Linked DNA regions of Homo sapiens: region 1 is linked to region 2. Evidence: chromatin loops called from intact Hi-C (ENCODE). Cell type or tissue: K562. All regions are shown on one strand.

What was found. Hi-C counts contacts between places; a loop is a spot of excess contacts. Peaks named below come from ENCODE experiments on the same cell type or tissue, not always from the same donor. Only the 100,000 strongest peaks of a DNase experiment are listed, where the experiment ranks them.
Region 1: a loop joins it to region 2, with 2.3 times the contacts of the local background. A loop is called at or near these places in 4 of 110 quality-filtered maps.

Annotation. Positions count from the first base shown.
Region 1 is chr2:70,747,495-70,755,494 of GRCh38, reverse strand. The region is part of intron 1 of ADD2 (adducin 2); the gene reads left to right. Among named protein-coding and RNA genes, the nearest start is that of ADD2, 17 kb to the left of the region's middle. In K562, a CTCF peak has its summit at 6,937; DNase peaks (open chromatin) are centred at 3,354 and 6,910.
Region 2 is chr2:70,683,555-70,691,554 of GRCh38, reverse strand. It overlaps ADD2 (adducin 2), which reads left to right. Exons shown (of 16, transcript NM_001617.4): 8 at 626-769; 9 at 3,433-3,531; 10 at 7,788-7,964. Among named protein-coding and RNA genes, the nearest start is that of ADD2, 81 kb to the left of the region's middle. In K562, a CTCF peak has its summit at 4,560 (motif pointing left); DNase peaks (open chromatin) are centred at 4,524, 5,704 and 6,174.

The DNA of each region.
Region 1 (8,000 bases), 64 kb before region 2:
GAGACAGACACTAAGCATAAAAACAAACAGGTTCAAGCATTGATACCCATTATGCAGAAGATAAACTCATTTTAACCTGAGGGAGGAGGCTGCTTTAGCCAGAGTGGTCAGGGAAGGCTCTTTTGGGAGGCAGCAGTGAGCTGTTGCAGGTGGGTTCGTGAGACGGATCAGAGGATAAGCTAGTGCTGGCTGATTGCAGGCATTTTCATTATGCTATTTGAGGCCACATCATTGGCCGAGAGTGGAGCGAAGAGGGAGTCAGGGAGATTTGAGATGAGAAGGTGGGAAATGATCCTGTTGAAGAGTCTGTACTTCGAGAGAAGGGCAGGTTGCTTGGCAATGTTAAGAAATCATCTGAAAGGTGTAGAGGGTAATTTGAAGTGAGTCCAGTCCACAGAGTTTTGTGCAAGGGTCAATGGCCCAGATGCAGGCAGGGGCAAGGTCACATAGGGTTTAACTAAGGGTGGGACTCTGTGAGGTAGAAACAGTGGTGGGTGAGAGGGCAGAGGAGTTAGAGGTGTTTTGCAAGGGAATGGTTATCCAGTTGGATAATTTAAGCTACATGAGAAGAGATGGGAAAAGTAGAGTTGGAGATAGATAATTAAAAGGTGATTAGCAGGTATCAGAGATGTTGGAGAATTGCTAGGAGGTGGGGTGCCAGAGCTGGGCTGGAAGGGGATGGTCAGAGTAGGATGTTGACATCCACACATTGAAAGTGGTGATCTTGGTAGCAGCAAGATCTAGGGTATGACCACGGGAGAGGGTGACTGAGGCTGGGGTGGAAGGAGAGATAAGTGGCATTGGAGGCCACGAAGATGTGATGGTGGGTGTCGGGTGGATCACCATGTAGATGTCAACGTCGGCAGGAATGAGTAAGGAGAGTGGTGGAGGGGAAGATGGTTAGCCAGGAGCTGGAGTCCTCGGAGAATGAGAGGAGTGGCTGGGCAGTAGAGGAGAGTAACAAGGAGGAGTGACAGGAAGTCAAGTTGGAAGACTGTGCTTCCAAGGTGATGGGGTTTTGAAGGAGTGGAAATAGATAGAGGTGACTATAGGGCTGGAGGAGATGTGCACCCAGGCCCTGAGTACCTGGGATGTGGAAGAGAGTGCTGTGGGGCAATAGTGTCCTGTGGGAGAGCCACATTTTAGCTTCTTCGTTTGTGGATCACAGAAGTGGGCTTTATGTAGCTGAATTTGGAAGTGCTGCGAAGAATTATGTGATTGTTCAATTCGATTGGTTTCCAAGCAGGAAGGAAGGTAACCAAGGAGGCATTATTGACTTTGGGCTTGTTCAAAACTCAGTTAAAGGCAATTAACAGTACTTGGTGTTGTTTACCAAAGCACTTGTCTCAGGAGGGATCTCCTAGCAGTTCTTGTGAATTGTAGGAACTCCCTCCCTTGAGGCATCTTGTGTTTTCATGTCATTAATTCCTGCCTCACCCCTCAGCCATAAATCTCATGGAGGGGATAGAAGGCTTCTGTCTTTTTGTATCATCATCTTGCTGTGGCTCTGTGATGACGCCCTTGTCTAGCCTTGTTCTGCTGACGGTGACCTTTAATGTAATAAAATGCTTACAGGAATAATGAGAATTGATGGAGAAGATGCACTTTCTTGTGATTTATGCCTCTATGCATTAGAACATGAGGACATTTTGGAGGAATGAAGCATGTTATGGGAGAGCGTAGGCTTTTTCAGATGCATGGCTGAAAATCTCAAAAAAGCATCCTGTGCTACCTGGCAGTTCTAAGGCATTTACTTTATCACTTTCCAGAATGACGAATTCACTCCTCTTTTCTCCAAATTTCCTTTCCTCTCCACCCCACCCACCTTTCTGGGTGCCTCCAGCTTCATTGAGAAACAGAAACAGTGATCCCGGAGCTCTCCTGTCTTCCCACCCCCCAACCCCTGACACACATCCCTGACATGCTGCTCTGGGTTGAGTGGCCCCTGCTTCTATCAGAGGCCATCTTTTCTTCTGGGCTCTGGGACCTTTTCCCTCTCACCATCTCAAAAACACCACCATGGCAATTGGCTTTTCTCTTTTCTGCATCATCAACCTCTTTCTTCCTTCCCCCCTCCTCCCATTTCTCCCTTTATGTTCTCCTTGAAAGAGTTGCCTTTGCTCTGTATCTCTTCCTGTTCCCCACTGTTTATACTTGTCCTCTTTTATGGCACTGAGGCTATTCTTGTCAAGATCATTGAAGATGACCTCCATATTGCCAAATCTAATGGCCTCTTCTCTGTTCTTATCTTACTTGACCTGTCAGCAGCACTCAACACTGTTGACCACTTCTTGAAACATTTGGATTATCTGGCCTGGAATACTGCCCTTTTCTGGTTTTCCCTTACCTCACTTGCTGTTCCTCCTTTTCTTCTGTGCAGTTCCTTTTCCTCCACCAGACCTCTAAGTGTGAGAGAGCTTTGCCCTGCACCACTTTGTCTTCCTTATACACTCTTTCTGGTGAACTCTTTTGGGCCTTGGCTTTAGACTTCATTTTTGTGCTGATGAATCCAAAGTTCCTATCTCCCCAGAACTCTACTTCATTGCTTCTGGAACTTTACTGTACACACTGATCACCTGGGGATCCTGTTAAAATGTAGATTCCAGTCTCATTTGTCTGGAGTGGGGCCTGAGAGTTTGCATTTCCAATAAGCTCCCAGCGATGCTGATGTTGCTGGTCTCCGGATCTTACTTTGGGTAGTGAGGCTGAAAACCTGTATATCCAACTGCTTCCCTGACATTTCTACATGCATGTCTTACAGGCGTCTCAGACCAACCCTAAATGACCCTCTTAGAGCTCTTGATTTCTTTACTCAAACCCATTTCTCTCTGCATTTTCCTTGTGTCATCATCCCAGTTGCACAAGCCAAAGATTTTGGAGTTGTCCTTGGTTTCTCTTTCCTTCACTTTTTCATCCAGTCTATCAGCAAATTCTGCTGGCTCAGTCCTCCAAAACATATCCCAAATCTTTCTACTTGGCTCCATTATAATAGTAGTAGCTGATATTTATTCAGTACTTCCTGCATGTCAGGCTGTGTTAATGACATATATTTATATTTATAAGTATTTAAAGTCTAATCATCACAATAACCCTGTGAGGTAGGTGGTATTATTATTCTCATTTCTTGGATAAGAAAAGTGGACACATAAAAGGCAATAAATAATTATTTGCAGATGGAATACATGAATAAACTTTATAACTTATAACTAGGTAACCCTACATAGACCTGCAGTTAATGACCTAAAAAAACCCAATTTATTCTCTTGGTTTATTTTTCTCCCTTGTTATGAATATAATACTCAATAATGCCATTGATATGCTTAGAGAATTAGGGTTTCTGTGTCCTTGTTAGGCACCAATGACATTGCAAATGTCCATTGGCAAATGTCCAAAGCGCGTGTGTGTTACAGAATTTGTAGTGTCTTTGGCTTGAAACCATTTTTGACAAAGGCTATATGCATTTAAGGCACTAAAAATGTTTATGTTTGATAATTACAATGTCTTGATGTGCTTTGCTGAAACATTGTGTCTTGTGTGCCCTTGTGAAAAGCGGCGACTCTTGTATTTCCCATCATATCCTTGCATTTTCTGGAACTGGGGAGATATCTTGAGAGAATGACTTCAAGCTCCAAGATGTGTTCCTTTTCTTAAGTTTCCTTTATCTTGATTGATTTTGAGAATATTGTTCTCTGTGCTGGTTATCACAGTTACAGTGTATGATGATAAATGATTGGTGCTCTGGATAAAACAACCTAAATAGTCAAGTAGATGGAAACAAGCTCATATGACCAAAGTCTAAAAGAATCGAGTTGTTTCGATTGGAGAAGAGCAGTTAAGCAACTACTTTCTTATGCCGTTTATTGTAAAGGAAATCTTTAGTAAGCTTTTTAATAAAGTAAAGACATCTTTTGTAATGTGAATAATTAACCTAGTTTTAGGAGTGTAAGTTTCTTTTAAGAATGGGAAAGGGAGATACATTCATTTTTGTCCTAGTAGTTTCTATCACAACCCTCCAAAAGAATCTCTCTCTTAGGACTTTTAATATGCTAAGGCAAACATAACACCAAACGTAACACTGTATTCCTTTTTCTAGTTTAGTTCAAAGAGACATCCTAGGAAGTAAGATTTTTCTATATAAGTGGACTCAGAAAAGCTAACAAGGTACCCTAAGCATTAGTAAGGGCCTGCTGCTCCGACCTCATCCCAACCAGCCCTGCCCATCTTTAGGTTTCTGAGTAACAAGCGTCAACTGTTATATACTGAAACATTCCCTCTGGAATTCCAGAGTGTCAAAGTGGAAGGGATCAAACAGATCTTCCAGTCCAACCTCTTCATTATAGAAATCAGACACATGAAGCTGAGAAAAGATAAGGCACTGATCCAAGGTGAGGCAGATTAATTAATGGCAAATTCAAGGCTCCTGAAAAGTTTTTCTTTAGGGCATTTATATTCAAATGTCAGCGTCTCCCATTTTTAAAGTCAGAGTTTTCAAGATGCTATTTGATTTCAAGGAAACGTGACAGGAAGCATATCAATTTTTTATAAGAATGTAAAATATGGTAGAGGAGCTAGGGTGTGGGGAGGCAGTTTCTCTACATGGCCAGGTCTCAGTGTTGGCCCTTAATTCTCATTCCTGGACACAGGAAAAAATTATAGTAATTTAGACATGGTTATAATGCTACAGAGTATATTAATTTCCCAGGGCTGCCTTTACATGGAGATGGCTTAAATGGAGATCTCCTTAAATGGAGATGGCTTGACATAACTGAAATGTATTCTCTCTCAATTCTGAAGGCTAGAGGTCTGAAATCAAACTGCTGACAAGGCCGTGCTCCCTCTGAAGGCTCTAGGGTACTCCTTCCCTGTTTCTTCCTACCTTTGGAGGGTGGCAGTAATTCTTGGCATTCCTTGGCTTGCAGCTACATCAATCCAGTCTCTACCTCTGTCATCACATGGTCTTTCCTCTGTGTGTGTGTGTCTTCTCTATGACTTTGATGACTAAATCTTCCCATTCCTTATAAGGATGCTGACCATTGGATTTAGGACCTACCCTAATCCACTATGACTTCATCTTCACTTGATTGCATCTGCAGAGATCCTGTTTCTAAATAAGGACAAATTCACAGGTTTCAGGTGGATATGAATTGTTGGGAGACACTTTGGGGACATGAATTTTGAGAGACTTTTATGTTTCAACATTTGCTAAGAATTTATGTTTGTACCTCCTGGAAAGGCATGATGTTTCCCTGGTTGAGAGAAAGAAAAAGAAAGAGCGAGCATGAGCACGTGCACACTTGGAGCATTGTTTCCTAAGGTATATTTGGTGGGACATTATTCCCAAGAGATGTAACATGAAATAAGTGTCCATGGCCAATAGAATTTGGGAGACACTGTACTCTGCCCCCCTCTCAAGAGCATCATCAGGCACCTACGATATGAAAGGCTCAGAAAGGTCCTGTAACAAGGACCTGTGTATACCCTACTGATCCCCAAACTGATTGGACAGGAAAGTCTTTTGTCTGTGTGACACTCTATATTGGTTAAGAATTGCCTCCAGCTGCATGAAGCAGAAACCTAGCCGTAGTGGCTTAGCCAAATAGGGACTTATTTCCATTCCCCAGAAAGTCCAGAGGTTGGCAACCCGGGGCTGGTGCAGCGACTCCTTATGGTACCAATGTGCCAGGCTCCTGTCTGCCTGCTCTGCCATGCTTAGCAGGTGGTATTTTTTATCCTGAAAGTTTGCAGCTACTCCATTTCCAGCCTTTAACTACCTTCTAGACAGGGAGAAGGAGGAGGAAGAGGTGAGGGAAAAGGATAGTATTTCCATCAGGAAATTAGACTTTCTCAGAAATTCCCAGAAGATTTGTGCTAACACGTTATTGACCAAGACTGTATCAAATGGTTGCTTCTAGCTTTGGGGAAGGCTGGGAAATGCGGTTTTTTTTTTAGCTGGCCATATTGTTCCCTGATAGGGAGGAAGAAGGGGAGGTGAATATTGCCTAGCTAGCAGTGACTGCCACACATATAACTTCCCCTGGCATTAGTGACCAGGAAGTTGCCCTTGTTAAACATTTGTCCTAACTGTCCTTCACAAGAGAGTGCTTCCTATGCAATTCTAGGTTTTTAGCATTAGCCTCTGATATGGTTTGGCTTTGTGTCCCCACCCAAATCTCATCTTGAATTATAATCCCCTATTCCCCGTGTGTCATGGGAGGGACCCTGTGGGAGGTAATTGAATCATGGAGGTGGTTTCCCCCATGCTGTTCTCCTGATAGTGAGTGAGTTCTCATGAGATCTAATGGTTTTATAAGCATCTGGCATTTCCCCTGCTGGCTCTCATTCTTTCTCCTGCCGCCTTGTGAAGAGGTGTCTTCTGCCATGATTGTAAGTTTCCTGAGGCCTCACCAGCCATGCAAAACTATGAGTCAGTTAAACCTCTTATCTCTATAAATTACCCAGTCTCAGGTATTCCTTCATAGCAACATGAGAACGGACTAATACAGCCTCCAAGTTTGATCCTGCCAAACAGGATCTGTACTGAGTTAGTTCAGTACAGCTCAAGCAGTTTAAGTGTGCCCATACTTATATAGCTCAATGCTGCACTAAGTGCCTTTAAAATTATTTAATGGCTTGAACTGTGTTGCACTCCTAAGCTAATTTCATTTTCTTTAATGTGCAATAATGGCATTTGGGACTTACCTCTCTACAAACCTCCAAAATCCTTTGGACATATAGCTGCCACATTTAAAGTAATATACTTGAAATGCATTGTAGAAGCAATGCTTTCTTCTGGCCAGCATTTTAAGTGGTGAAAAGACAGAAGCTTTCACTTTCTCAAAGAGTGGCTCAGAGGACCTTGTCAGTGGCAGGGGTTTTCAGTGATCACTTCTGTGGTCACACGTTCTAATCACCAGGGGAGCCAAAGAGCAAGTCTCCATTCCCAGGTAGGAAGTGCTCTGCTTTGGATCTGGATAAAATGGACCTGCTATGAGGAGCCTATTGTGGCAGGAGAAGCCATAAAGATCTTTGTCTTTTAGTTCTCCTTGTTTTACCTTAAGTGGTCAGAGAGGCCACACAAGACCAGAGGGAAGGAGTCTAGTTACTGCAGCATAACTCAGCTTACTTTGATGAATAATAATGTCAATGATAGCTACACAGAGACACAGAATAGATTCCAAAAAAGGATTCCTTTTTTTTTTTTTTTATCAGTGTTTGAATATGTGACATTTCTAATTTTACCTCTAAATACTTGGAGTGAGGAGGAGGGCAGGACCCACATGATAAGGCAATCATGTCTTCAAACTTAAGAACAGAAATTTTCTTCACAAGTGAGGGCATGGTGTCCCAGGAGAAAAACTATATGGAGGTTGTGCCATCTCCATGCCCTGCTGTGACCACAAGCTCTTTTTTTGGTTCTGGGTGCAAAGATTAAAAAAACACTTGTTTTTCCTATCAGCAATAATATGTCAAGATTTTTAAAAACCATTAAAAATTTATGCCATTATAAATTTTCAAGGAAGTGCAGGTCACATAAAGCCTCATATCCAAAGGTGGAAGCTGAAAAGAGCAAATGCCTTTGTACCATTTCGATTGTTGACCTACTATACAAAAAACAATTGAATTTCAAATTTTAATCCCATTGAGTGCAAAGGAAACAATTTGTTTTCAAATTTCCACTGAGTAATATTTCAGAAAGGTCAATCTGAGATTATAAGTGGCTCCCAAGTCACTAGTCCCTAAAGAGATACTGTCGCTGAACACAAAATGTGTGTAGAAGATATAAAGAAAAGGGTAATGTAGCAGAAGACAGGATGGGTTTCTCTTGCCTGAGTGACTATGCTGTGGCATGATGGGAAAGCATGACTCATAATGGGTGAACACATAGCATGATAGGAAGGCATATAGCATGATGGGAGAGCATGTGGCATGATAGAGCCTGTGGCATGATGGGAGAACACATGGCATGATGCGAGAGCATGTGGCATGATGGGAGAGCACAC
Region 2 (8,000 bases):
ACTTTTAATAAGTGGTGGGGGAATGTGTTTCAACCCTGGTCCCCAGCACTTGTATTGTCCTAGTTCCAGGGGCAAGAGATTGCTTTTGAAGTGGGACCTTTATACTGGGCAGCAAATAATTTCATTCATTTTAAAATGGGACTTTTCAATGGGCCTCTCTGTTTGTTAAAAATTGTGACCTAGTCTGCACTGAAACCAAAGCTGAGGGTCTCCAGCCTACCCCAAGAGATCTGGACTCTGCTTACCCTAGCCTCGTACAAACTCCACCACAGCCTGCCTCTTCCCAGAGTTGTATGACAAGAGCAAAGCTGTGTGTGAGGTGGGGGGAGTGGGAGGGGCAGCAATAGGTCTCTGGAGTGCATTCTTTCTAGCAGTTCTAAAAGGTGATATGTTGACATGGCTGCTGTGAAAACAGTGATGGAAAGACACTAGAGCAAGCAGCGTGACACAACGCCCAAGCCAGGTGGTAGAGGAGCCCAGGCCTTTCTTGTGCCTGCTCCCCAACCTCACCCCTCACTCCTCACCCCTCACCCCTCACTGGCCCCCAGAGTAGAGCTGGACTGTGCTGCTCTGAGGAAAGGGCAGGGAGGGCTGCAGGTGCTAACCATGCCATTGTCTCTCTAAGGTGTCGGCCATGAAGTGGGGCCTCCTGCCTGTCTCCCACAATGCCCTGCTGGTGGGGGACATGGCCTATTATGACTTCAATGGGGAAATGGAGCAGGAAGCCGATCGGATCAACCTGCAGAAGTGCCTTGGACCCACCTGCAAGGTTAGCTTAGCTCTTCTGGGACAATAATCTAGAGTGGCATTGTCAAAAGCCAACATCACAAAAGTGACATATGTTCATTGGACAATAAGGGAGGGAGAGAGGGGGGAAAAAAAAGAAAGATCTCTATCCCACTACCCTGAGATTTTGCTGTGTACCCCAAATATATTGAAATTTATATTTGCAAAACTAGGATCATAAAATAAGTTGTTTTCCCTCAGCAATATATAGTAATTACCTTTGTATGTTATTAAATATTTTCTCTATCACCATTTTTAATTATTAAATTTAATTAAATTATAGCACAACTATTCACAGACTTCATTATGGGAATAGTTGTGCTATAATTTACCTGAATACTCTTCTGTGGTTGAACATTAAAAGGTATTTTTCAGCTGGGTGCAGGGCTCATGCCCGTAATCCCAACACTTTGGGAGGCCAAGGTGGGTGGAGCACTTGAGCCCAGGAGTTCAAGACCAGCCTGGGCAACATGGCCAAACCCTGTCTCTACAAAAAATACAAAAATTAGTGAAGCTTGGTGGTATGCACCTGTGGTCCCAGCTACTCAGGAGGCTGAGGTGGGAGGATCGATTGACTCCAGAAGGTGAAGGCTGCAGTGAGCTGTGATCACATTGCTATACTCCAGCCTGGGCAACAGAGTTAGACCCTGTCTCAAAAAAAAAAAATTTTTTTTTTCTTCCTGAGTTTTTTCTTAATAAAAACAACACATTGATGAAAATCCTGTCAGCTAAATCTTTGTGTGAACTTGAGATGAGTTTCTTAGGATAAGTTCCTAGGGCTGCACGGGCTAGAACTCTCACTTCATGCCGCCAAATTGCCCCACACGGTTTGTTCACTCTTCCACCCCATGTCTAGGATATGAGAGTGCCACTTCCCTGCAGTCTCCCCAAACTTGAGTGTTGTCGCCTTTATTTTTCCACTAGCTTGCAAGAGAAAAATGGAATCTTGTTGTTGCTTGACTGAACTCTTGAGCCCTGTTTTATAACAGCACATATTTGGGGATGGTTAGCTCAGTATGGCACAGCCACGGAGGCTAGTCTTGGTTGATGGATGCTTTGCCGCTGTCCTGGCAAGGAATGCACTGCCTGAATCATTTCCCATGAGTCCCTGTCTTCTCATCTCTAACACAGTGAGGTATCCCACCTCTCTCTCCTGACATCCTCCAGAACATTATTTAGAGTGTGGGGAGAGGGATGAAATATTCACATCTACGAAGTGCTACAAGAATTTGAGAGATGGGGTATTCATTGTTTGTAGTACTTTTTGTGGGCCACAGCCATCGTCTCTTTCTGTTTCTCTGGCACTTGAGAGGAAAAAATACCAGCTGTTTTCAACAGGAGAGGATGTGATGTTTAGAGCCATCAGGCTTCAGCCCAGGCTCTGCCTGGAGACAGATCTGACACATGGATCTGTGTCCCAGCTCCCAGGCTGGTGTCATCTGGTTCCAGAGAGTTCTTGAGAGTAAAACCAACGAAGAAAAGTTTCAGAGGGAAGATGCAGTTGAACTTTGGGGAGTTGTGCTCTTGGTACAAATTCAGTTTGGGTTCCCCCACTTTTACTCAGCTTTCCCTGACTGAGTCTAAAACATTGCACTAATAGTGAGAACCCCTGGCTTCTAGTTCAGATGCTTCCCCTAATTAGCTGAGAGACTTTCCGTTTTTGGTTTTTTTTTGAGACGGAGTCTTGCTCTGTCACCGACTGGGGTACAATGGTGCGATCTCAGCTCACTGCAGCCCCCAGGTTCAAGTGATCCTCCCACCTCACCCTCCCGAGTAGCTGGGACTACAGGCAGGCCCCATCACACCCAGCTAATTTTTTAATTTTTGTATTTTTAGTAGAGACGGGGTTTCACCATGTTGGCCAGGCTGGTCTCGAACTCCTGACCTCAAGTGATCTGCCCACCTTAGCCTCCCAAAGTGCTGGGATTACAGGCGTGACCCACCACGGCTGAGACTTTTAGTCTTTTCAGGCTTTTATTTTCTTTTCTATAAAACCGATGAGTTAGATGAGAAGGTCACTGTGGCCTCTTTCTAGAGCTGTGAGATCTCAGAGCTGACAGGGCCTTGTTGAGTTTATGGTGCAGAAACCTAAGACCCAAAGAGGTGACGTGACTCACCTGTTTCTGTAGGGCCACCTCTCAGAGAGCCGCCCCCTGGGTTTTGACTCCCACGTCAACTAAGTCACAGGAGCAAGAGATTGCTATTGAGGTGGGAACTCTGTATTGGATAGCAAACAACTTCATTCACTTTAATATACACAGCAGTTTTTCAAGCTTCTAAGCTTTCCAAGGCCTAAAAACCCAGGCATTGCCTAAAGAAATTGACCAAGCTATTTAGTCTCAGTTTTAAAATGCCTTTTCAATTTCAATTTTTAAAATGCATAAAAACCCAGGCGTTGCCTAAAGAAATTGATCAAGCTATTTAGTCCCAGTTTTAAAATGTCTTTTCAATTTCTTAGGGTAGATGCTTTGAGTTAAAATCCCATGTGGGGTAGCTTTGGGGTATTTGATTAGAGAACATAAGGAGTTGGGAGAAGGGGCCCTGGGATTGGTTGTGGAAGTTGATCTAAATAAAATGGAAAACCTCTCCCTCTTAACTAAAGTTTAGAGGACTTAAGGTTTTAATTGACTATTTATTTCTCTACAGATCCTGGTGCTAAGAAACCATGGAGTGGTTGCTCTGGGTGACACGGTAGAGGAGGCATTTTACAAGATCTTCCACCTGCAGGCTGCATGTGAGATACAGGTGAGCAAATTCTCCTGGAAAGTGGGCCCAGGAGTGGGCTCTGACAGGGGCCTGTGGGCAAACGTGGTGACCCTGTTGGCTGTGATTCAGGGAGTCTTTTGATCCCAGCCATCTAAAAGCCTTGCCCTATTTCTCTGCCTTGGCACCATCTTATCCTTCTAAAGTTTCACACTTAGGATTAGTTCTGTGGCTTTGAAAAATGCATCAACATTGTCTAACAAGCAATAAATACCCACTTCTTAGGGGTCAGTGCCCAGTCTGGGGAGCTGCCTGGGCTCATCAACTGGACAGTGGGAGAAATTGTAATAAGGCAAAGAAATTTTTTACCATGCTCATATGTTACGTGGGGTATACCTGTTGCACCTATGCCCAACAGACACACAGGTAGGTGTTTGTTTGTTTGTTTGTTTGTTTGTTTGTTTGTTTGTTTTGAGGGGAGGGGGTTGGTTTGCAAAGGCCAGGGACATGGTCACGTCCAGAAAAAGAAGCGGAAAGCAGACCAATCAGAGTGTTGACGTGGCAGCCTTAACAGCCAGAGCAACCCCAAGTGATATCCAGGAAGCCATCATGAAATCCCTAACCGGGAAGGGATGGAGAAGACAGTAGTGTCAGTGATCAGGGAACCCCCTAGAGGAGTTGGAGAAGCAGTAGGAAAACAGACAAACCTGTAGTTGTATAGACAACAAGGTGGTGTTGGATAAGCCAAGCACACACTTTTCAATGTGGCAAGTTGGTCAGGGGCAGGTAGGGGGCCTTGCACAACCCTGAAAAGACCTTATTAACCAGACCAGGCTGACCAGGCTCCATCCTCCCCACTCTGGGCTGTGTGCCCTTGGGTAGAGGACTTGCCCTGCTTGAGCCTCTGTCTCCTCAACTGTAGACGTGGGGCCCAGCGGGTCACTGTGAGGACACAAAGAGGGGTGTTGCTGATGCTATTTTTAGGACTCAACTGACATATGGAGGCCCGTTGCTCCTGGATGAGTCAGCTCTTTGCCCAGCCCCTTGGTGTCCCGTCCGCCCTCTCCTGGCTGGCCTAGGCAGAGCAGCACCCAGAGGAAGAGGTCTTTCTCTTGGAGGCACTCTGGGGAGATTGAGATCTGCCTGGAAGTGTCGCTGGTGGAGGCTCTGCAGTGGGACCTTTTCAATCGTTTTAAAAGGATATGTGGTGAGGATAGCTGTGAAGATAATGATGAAGTATTAGAGGCAGTGGTCAGAACAGGGGCAGGTGGACACAGACCCAGCTGGTGCCTTTCTGATGTGATGTAGCGCCTCCGGCTGCTGCCCAACCAAAGATTCTGGCCCTAAGCTCTGACCACTGACTGGTGGAAGAATCTGGTGGAGCCTCTGGGATACCGGGAAGCTACTCTCCCTTTCCCACATCTGAACTCTTAAGAGCTCCCTATCTTCCTTCTGGAGAAGATTCTTCAATAAGAAAATATCTCCTGTAAAAACATCATCTCTGCAAAGACAGCTCAGCCCTAAAAATGAAGGGAGAGGGATGCCCATGTGTCGCACCACCCCACATGGTGAAGTATGCCTCTCCCAGGATCCAGAACCCCAGAAACAGTTTCTGGGCAGTTTCAAGGGCAGAGCTGTGGGCTTCTGTACCTGACAGCCCCCTTCCCTCAGCTGCTATCACTTTCGTTTCAGGATTGGTTTGCTGAGACCTTGTTACAGGACCTCAGGCAATGCAGACAGATAACCCCGGGCAAGCTCCAGTGACCTTTTTTTCCCCCAGCTGGTAGAGCAGAGAGGCTTCTAGAGACGGGAATAGAGCTGGAAGATGTGGAAGAAAAAAGCAGGAAAGCCTAGAGGAGGTGTGGGTGGATCAGGGCATGAAAGAGCCTAGGTAACAGTGACTGCAGGTGCCGCTGGGAGCGCAGCCCTAGCCAGGTCATTTTTGGGTGAAGCGGCCAGCACTGAAGCTCTGTTTCCATTGTGGGCCAAGTTTTCTTCCTTGGTGACCTTGGCAAACAAGCGAACGTGGCTGTGGTCATGTTAGTAGTTCAAGGCTGAGAGCCTATTTATTTCTCCTGGGGATGGTGTTCTCTCTGATCCCCATCAATTTGGGGTTCCAGGAAACTGGGTCATCCCCTGCTGAGAGAGGCAGCTCCCTGCTCTGCCGACAGGCAGATGGGAAGAAGCTCAAGCAGTTCTTCTCCATCTGCTACCCATCACCATGGAAACTGGGGGAGGAAGAGGGAGGTGGGAGGAGGCAGCTCTTGCAAGGTTGTGGGCAGTCTCTCCCTCTCTTCTTCTCCATTAAGTATGGGTCCCCAGGGAATAGCGCTTCTCAAAATTCATTCATTAGAACATTATACTTCACCCCATATGTACCAGGTGATACACTAAGTGCTTTAGATCTATTACCTTAAAGACTTCTCACAAGGTAGGTTCTGCTATTTTCATTTTAGAGGAAACTGAGGTACACAGATGGTAAATAGCTACTAAAAGTCACACAGTTGGTAAGTGGCAGAGCCAGGATTCAAACCTGGGCAGCCTGGTGCCCAGGTCTGTGCCCTTAAACACTACCTGGAGAAGCGCTGCCTCACCAGGACTGTGAGGGGCAGTGGGAGAAGTCTGTTTATCTTCTGCTAGACACATGGCTTGGACGAGAAGGGCGTAGATAATATTCTTGCTTCCTTCTCTTCATAGGGTGACGGGGGTCACCTGGGAGGGCTGCCTGGCTGACCTCAGAGAAGTATCACAGGGGCATTTGTTAAATGATGAATTTAACATACTCTAAGGTCTGTCCCTGATCCTCTTGGGTTCATAGACCTGCATTTGTCAGCAGGTTAAATTGGATTTTTTCATTTCCAGTAAAAAATAACTGTCACAAAAATACTGAAAGTTTGCATAATTAAAGCAGTTTCCCATAACAAGCAGGCTAACATGGGATATCATATCTTATTGGAATGCTAATATAATAATGTGCAGTGCAGAACACCTGGCTCACCACCTGGACTATTCATAAGCCATTGTCTCTTTATGTAGCTAGATTTGTCATCCAGGAAGCCAAACCCTAACCAATTATATCTGAGTGGTAGATACATGAGGGTAAATAGAATGTACCATTAGATAAGCACAGAATTTAAAAAAAAGGGGATTTGTTAGATTAATGAGTGTTTTTTAGGATCATTCCAAAATTGCCTGCTATATACACACACCTCTTGTCCTAATACTCAGAGTCCATTGCCTACAACCACCTGCATTGCCCTCCCCATGGAGCCTTGACAATGAGACAGACACTCTAAGTCCATGTGTGGGAACTCTCACCCCTGCACAGTGCTTGGCTGTACACTACAAGCATTTTATCTGTCTCCTTTCTCTGGGCTTCCTTGACTGACTAACCCCATTGTGGAGAATGTATTTTTCCTTTGGACCTGTGAATTCATCCCATGAGGTTACAAATAAATTTCATTGGCTTGGGAGCCAGCCTATTTCTTTCAAGTGACTTTTAAAAAAATATAGGAGAGGTCAGCAATGGTGGTTCATGCCTGTAATCCCAGCACATTGGGAGGCCAAGGCAGGTAGATTGCTTGAGCCCAGGGGTTCGAGACCAGCCTGGCCAACATGGCAGGACTCCCATCTCTACAAAAAATACAAAAATTTGCTGAATGTGGTAGTGCACATCTGTAGTCCCAGCTACTCAGGAGGCTGAGGTGGGAGGATAGCTGAAGCCTGGGAGGTTAAGGCTGCAGTGATCCGAGATTGTGCCACTGCCCTCCAGCCTGGGCAACAGAGACACTGTCTCAAAATAAAAATAAAAAAAAATAGGAGATATTTCAAACATACAGAAAAGTGCAGAGACTAACATAATAGACACCCATACCTACCAATCAGATCAAACATATTCATAACCTCTGGCTTCAAATCTTGAAGAACAAAATATTACAAACAAGAACTGAAGTCCGCTTTGAAGTCCTTTCCTGTCTCATCTTCCCTCCCTCCCCAGATACAATCACAATTCTAGGTTAGTCTGTATCCCAGGTAACTTTCAGTCCTCTGTTTTGATTCTTAAGGTTTAATGCTTGCTGTTTCCTTCTTTATAATCTCTAAGAACTGGCATCAGAAAATAAACTAATAGCTCTTTTCTTGGAAATGGGGGCATGCCCATCAAGTATGGGTGGCTCTTTCTCAGTTTGGCCTCTAAGTTCTCCTCTGGACTCCCCATTCTCTCATCACATACAGGAGCATAGATAAGTGCAGGGTACCCATGTGCACATGGGCTGAGGGCTCTCTGCTCTTTGCTACAGGTGTCGGCTCTGTCCAGTGCCGGGGGAGTGGAGAACCTCATCCTCCTGGAGCAGGAGAAGCACCGGCCCCATGAGGTGGGCTCCGTGCAGTGGGCCGGGAGCACCTTTGGGCCTATGCAGAAGAGTCGGCTGGGGGAGCATGAGTTTGAGGCCCTCATGAGGATGCTGGACAACCTGGTGAGTCTCCTGCCATTGCCCTTCCAGGCCAGTCCA